Regions from separate parts of the Homo sapiens genome. Here region 1 is linked to region 2. A link is a contact called in ENCODE Hi-C or POLR2A ChIA-PET data. All regions are on one chromosome and are shown on one strand. The core of a region is the stretch at or near the end of the contact, and the rest is flanking DNA. Distances in the headings are between cores, read along the strand shown. Region 1 holds the start of NOL7 (nucleolar protein 7). Region 2 holds the start of C6orf52 (chromosome 6 open reading frame 52).

Region 1 (2,700 bases), core at 61-2,560, 2.9 Mb before region 2:
AAGGTAGCTTTTGAATTTGGGTTCTACAATTCCTTCAGTTATATGGATTCAAATAAATGTACCAGTATATAATTCAAAGATGGGTGTATATAAGCAAGTAATATAAAAAGATCCATTACTTACTTAGTCTGTGAAGCTGTGGTTAACTTCTCCAAAATAGTGTCTGGAAGGAGTTTTCTTTTCTTTTGGAATGAAAACGTTTAAAATTAATAGAAAGTCATGTACATAGTATGTCCGGAGTTGCTTCTGAAGTTACCGCTTTTAAGAATGCCCTACATCTAGGCAAAGAAATGAATTAGGCTGGAAACTGCCCCCATACCTCTAAGCTATGGGAAGACCGGGTCCACAAAACTCCACATTCTCTGAAAGACTTGATGAAAACTAGAAAGGGTGCCCACGGTATTCTAACCCTCAGGTCACTGTTATAAATTGAAAGCAGTTAAGTAATGTCTGCCTGGAGCCAGCTCTCTGTGTCGAGTATCAGACAGCAAAGCAACCATACACTAAGTCTGTACAGCCCTTACAGTTTACAAATCACCTCATTTAATTCTCACAGCAACCTCTTATTTTCAGTTGGTGGACACTAAAGGAGACGAACTTTTTTTTTTTGAGACAGGGTCTCGCTCTGTCGCCCAGGCTGGAGCGCAGTGGTGTGATCTCGGCTCCAGGCAGCCTCGACATCCCGGGCTCCGCCCACCTCGTCCAACTAAAGTACTGCCGCGCCCGGCCCGAGCATCTTTCCACCACTGTCAGAGGCAATCTTGGTGACTGTTTCCCCACTCCAATATCCTGCCAACCCAAATTACATCCACCATAGGAATTCTCCCTGAGCCGAGTTGTTTTAATAAGACACCTCCTCCCTAGCCTCTAACCTTCTGTTCGATGAACAGCTCCTCGCGTCGCTTCCTCTTCTCCTTCAGGAGCGTTTTATCCCTGGGAGGAAGGGTGATAAGTCAGCAAAGGGAAGGACAAGCGGGACGAGAAAGGGCGGTTCTCCCCGCCGGGCAGCGGGCTCCGAACCTGCGCACGGTCTCCCGCACTCGCCGCTCCTCTTCTCTCGCTTCCGCCTGGGCGCTGGCGAAAGTCAGCTCCTCCGGGGCCTCATCGTCAAACTCATCGTCCCCTTCCTCGTCTTCCTCCAGGGGCTCGGCGGCCGCGCCGCTGCTGGGCTGCCCGAGCAACAGCCCGTGCTCCGCCTCCTCCTCCTCCGAGGCCAGCTGGCCCTCGTCCACCATCGCCTCCGCCGACGCCGGGGCGCGAGACGCTCGCGGTCGGAGCTGCACCATGGCCCACGCAGCGCTAGACCGTCTGACCTCTGACCCGGAAGCAGCTACAAGCGGAGCGCAAGCCTACTTTCATCGCCCCCTGCAGGTTCGGAGGTCCTCAGGACGGGTGGGGCGCATGCGCGAAGGGAGGAAGGGCGTGGCCTGTAGGCAGTGGGCGTGTTTCTTTCCACGTGGCCAGCGCAGGCCGCCTTGGAGCCGGATGGACCCCACGGAAAATGCTCTGCCGGCGAAAGCGGCTGGCAATGGGGTTGATTTCAAGGCAGGGAAGAGCCATCGCGCTGCCCTCCTCGGCTGGGATGGCGAGACAGGGCTGGCACGGCTCACGCTGTCCGGTGCTCAGAAAACCGGTAATCGCGGGCCCGAGGCGCTGCTCGCCGCCGTTTTTTGGCCCTGGGTTCCGTCGAGTGGATCCAGCTTGTCAGTCTTTGTGTAGATTTGGCTGCGTTCGCTCCGCACTTCGGAGGAGGTGGCGTTTCATGGGAAGAAATGCGCTCTAGCAGATGGCCGCCGTGGCCAGTCAGCCCTGCTGCCACCGACGAAGACGCGGGCGACAGACCTGGACTCTAAAGAAATCTGCACAGACGTGCCCGGCGCCCTCGGCCTTCCCAGCTCCGCGGCCGCAGCGACGCCGGTTAGGATGTCGGCCCTGTGGGAGGGGCGCCCTTCCTGGTGCCGGGCCCTAACCCACGACCTGGAACAGCAGCTGGCCCGTGGCAAATGCTGAGCATATCTCCTGAAAGAATGGCTTCGCCGGTCCCTAGAGAATGCACCCGAGTTTTGTGGTATATACACATACGTACTTTTTTTCCAAGTATATTTTATTTCTTGGCAAACATGGCCCTTTGTGATCGCTGTGTTTCTCTCCTCCCATCCATTATACAACACTAAGTGATTCATCATTCTTTGAACAAATCAAACTGTTTCACACCTGCCATGCATTTGTACCGACCGTGCTCTTCCCTCTACTGCCGCAGCCCCCCAGGTAGAAGTCCTTTTTATACTTCAAAAATTCCCACCCAGGCAAATTTCAAGCACCTTACCCCTACCCCATCCCACTCTGCCCATCTCTAATTGCGCTGGTCTGAACCCGCACAAATGTCTGTGTAGTTTCTGCACTTCATAACAGCTTATATGACAGTTGCTCCAGCCATTCTGTGAACCCCTGAGGGGAAGGGCCAGGTCTTGCTAGTCATTTTATTTCTAATGTCTATCATCTGGTAGATGTTTAATAAATGCTAAGTTGAATAATTCTATCTTACACATATATTGTATTTTTAATTCTCTTTTCATGTCTTCTGTTTTAGAAGCAATTCTCAATTTAAAAACGACAAAACCAAATAGGAACAAAAATGATAAAACTTGAAAACAACAACAACAAAAAAAGCTGCTGAACCAGAGGTTCAGTATGAGAGGA
Region 2 (2,700 bases), core at 139-2,638:
CTGGAACACAGTTAAGTAATTTCACTACAAAAAAAAAAAATTAAATAGCATCATCTTTGACTATTCAAAACACATCACTTTTCAGCCAAAGACAAAGAGCAAATAACTGGAGTAGGAAACAAAATAAACGAAAGCAATAGGCCAAGTGATATACTTCCAAATTTTCTGGATAATTAAAGACCGACGCCTTGACTTCATAAAGAAGTACTGTACTCAATTTTCTAGAAAATGCTTAGAATTGCTTCAAGAATAAAAGTGAGCTAGATGTTAGGAGGTCGGATTCCTAGTCGTGAGTATAGTCCTATCTACCTATTTGACTACTGATAATTTATTTGACCTTTTTATCTATTCACACATCTAGTAATATCATATTCTGCTGTAATTTCTCTCCATCTATGCGTCTCCTCAGTCCTCCACCCCTTATGTAGGCAACGTCTCTAAGGCAAGATCCATACCTCCAGCATCTTTGCATCTCCACCGCCCAGCTCGCCATAAGTTCCCAACAAATAATGAATTGGTATCGCTTTACCTATAAGGGATTTATCCTAATCTAGTTCTAGTAATTTGTAAAATTCCAGGGCAGAAATTCAGCAAAAGAGCGAGATCTTCTTTCATTAAATTCTGAATACTGTCAACTTATGGGATCGATCCTTAAATCCACAATCTACGACTCATTTGTCCGTATGCAGAAATGCCGGTTTCCTTTGTGTCCCGTGGACCTTTTGTCTACTAGAAAAGGCAGATATTGCCTCATTTTGATAAAATGTCCATTCTACGGTTTAAAAGGTTAGCTTTTCTCTTAAGTCTCTTAGGTTTGATTCATCAAATCATCCAGTGAACAGCAGGCGCTCCAATGTTCACCTCTGCTGTGTAGGAACCAAACCCGACCTTCCCGGCCCCGCCTCCGACTGTCTCTAACTACGCGGTATCTCACCTCGTGGTCGCCGCAAGCCTCGGGCTCCGGGTGTACAGCGAACCCAAAGAGGACCTGCTCGTAGCAACCAGCGACCAGCTCCATTCAGCAGCGCACGTGCCTCTTCCGCCAGCCCGGCTCAGCCTGGAGGTGACAGAACCGGAAACCAAAAAAAAAAAAAAAAAAACACCTGACTCCTTTCTGCATCGGCGCTCGAATTATACGTCAGGCTCCAGGGCTGCCTTTAAGTCGCCTGTAACGTGGAAACACTTTAAGCGCGGGGAGGTCACATGGATTTTCCAAGAAGAGAATAAGTAAAGATGCCACATGAGGAGGTTCTCACTGCAAGGAGAAAAAAATCGGGGGCAAGCAGGCATATCTCAGGAAGGTGCCAGCTACGCCCGTCTGAAGGGAGCGGGCGGGACATCCTCTGCGAAGCCCTTCATTTCCGTGACATCAGGAGGAGGTGGGGCCGACTTCCGGCCGGTTGCTTAGGGGCTGTAGCGCCGGCAGCGTGCATTGTTGTGGGCTGTGTACTAGTAGGGTAGGAGTTTTTGTTCAGGGACCAGCGGAACGAGGCTTTCTGTCGTTAATAGGGTAAGGAGGGGTGGGATTAGGGTTCGCGGTGACTTGTTCCAGCGGCGCAGCGCTCGCGCTGCCTTGACGGACTCGGAGTGCTAGATGTGTCCGCGTTCCCGTCTGCCCGGGCCAGAACCCCAGCCCTGCACACTTTCTCTGTCTGCTTGTCTAACTCTGGGGCTGTATTGGCCAAGGTTGCGGCACCTCCTGGGGAGGGAGCAGTGAGCCTTCATTTTTTTTTTTTTTTTTTTGAGACGGAGTTTCGCTCTTTTTGCCCAGGCTGGAGTCCGGTGGCGCGATTTCGGCTCACCGCAACCTCTGCCTCCCGGGTTCAAGCAATTCTCCTGCCTCAGCCTCCCGAGTAGCTGGGATTACAGGCATACGCCACCACGCCTGGCTAATTTTGTATTTTTTAGTAGAGACAGGGTTTCTCCATGTTGGCTAGGCTGGTTTTGAACTCCCGACCGCAGGTGATCCGCTTGCCTCGACCTCCCAAAGTTGCTGGGATTGCAGGCGTGAGCCACAGCGCCCGGCCAGAGCCTTCATTTGAGAGTTGGGAAAACAAAGTGAGCCTGAGCAACATATTTTGATGCCGTCTCTACAAAAATGTTATAAATTAGCCCAGCATGGCGACGCCCGCCTGTGGCCTCAGCAACTCGGAAGGCTGAGGTGGGAGGATTGCTTGAGCCCAGGAGGTCGAGGCTGCAGTGAGCCGAGATCGCTCCACTGCATTCCAGTCTGGGGGACGAGCCAGGCCCCCTTTCAAAGAAAAAAAAAGTTTTATTTAATAAGGTTTAGAGATTCAGGTATGTCTTAGACATTACAGCTTTCCTACAAGCTCCCAACAGAGTAAATCTTGGTTCGTATAGTTCTCATAAACACCGTAGTAGGTCATTTGGTAAACAAGATGCATAGTCCATCCTTCTCAAATCTTCAGCCTCCATTTCAAGTGCGATACAGTGCTTCAGCGCTTAGACCCTTTTGTTTCCAATAACTTTTCTTCTCTGGTGTTCTGAATTGTTAGTACGTGTTAATAGAGGCTAGTTTGGGTCTTGCAGAAATGATTTCATTTGGGATGCTTTGGTTGTCACTGCAGTGCAGAAAAGACCTTGTTATTGTTAGAAATAGATAATTGGTGACACGAAGAAAAGTCAGCATGGAGACAAAAGATCTCTCAGCAAGGCAATTTTTACTTTATGCAGAAAGGG

Evidence for each region. Hi-C counts contacts between places; a loop is a spot of excess contacts on that map. ChIA-PET counts read pairs that join two places held with the same protein, here RNA polymerase II (POLR2A). Pooled maps may share reads with other maps.
Region 1: a pooled map shows a loop between it and region 2 (16-fold over the local background). The contact joins the promoter of NOL7 here to the promoter of C6orf52 in region 2. A Hi-C loop is called at or near these places in 5 of 50 pooled maps. POLR2A ChIA-PET finds 5 or more read pairs at or near these places in 2 of 52 experiments (HepG2 and T-cell).

The regions. Positions count from the first base shown.
Region 1 is chr6:13,613,945-13,616,644 of GRCh38, reverse strand. It overlaps NOL7 (nucleolar protein 7), which reads right to left and starts at 1,310. Exons shown (of 8, transcript NM_016167.5): 1 at 1,021-1,310; 2 at 873-933; 3 at 124-182. The coding sequence starts at 1,286. It overlaps SIRT5 (sirtuin 5), which reads right to left. Exons shown (of 10, transcript NM_012241.5): 10 at 1,487-2,700. LOC124901263 (a long non-coding RNA gene) reads left to right here and starts at 1,443. Exons shown (of 2, transcript XR_007059461.1): 1 at 1,443-2,700. RefSeq lists an enhancer at 1,928-2,097.
Region 2 is chr6:10,693,304-10,696,003 of GRCh38, reverse strand. It overlaps C6orf52 (chromosome 6 open reading frame 52), which reads left to right and starts at 1,388. Exons shown (of 5, transcript NM_001145020.3): 1 at 1,388-1,510. It overlaps PAK1IP1 (PAK1 interacting protein 1), which reads right to left and starts at 1,032. Exons shown (of 10, transcript NM_017906.3): 1 at 935-1,032. The coding sequence starts at 1,018. RefSeq lists enhancers at 1,005-1,384, 814-1,416, 1,425-1,474.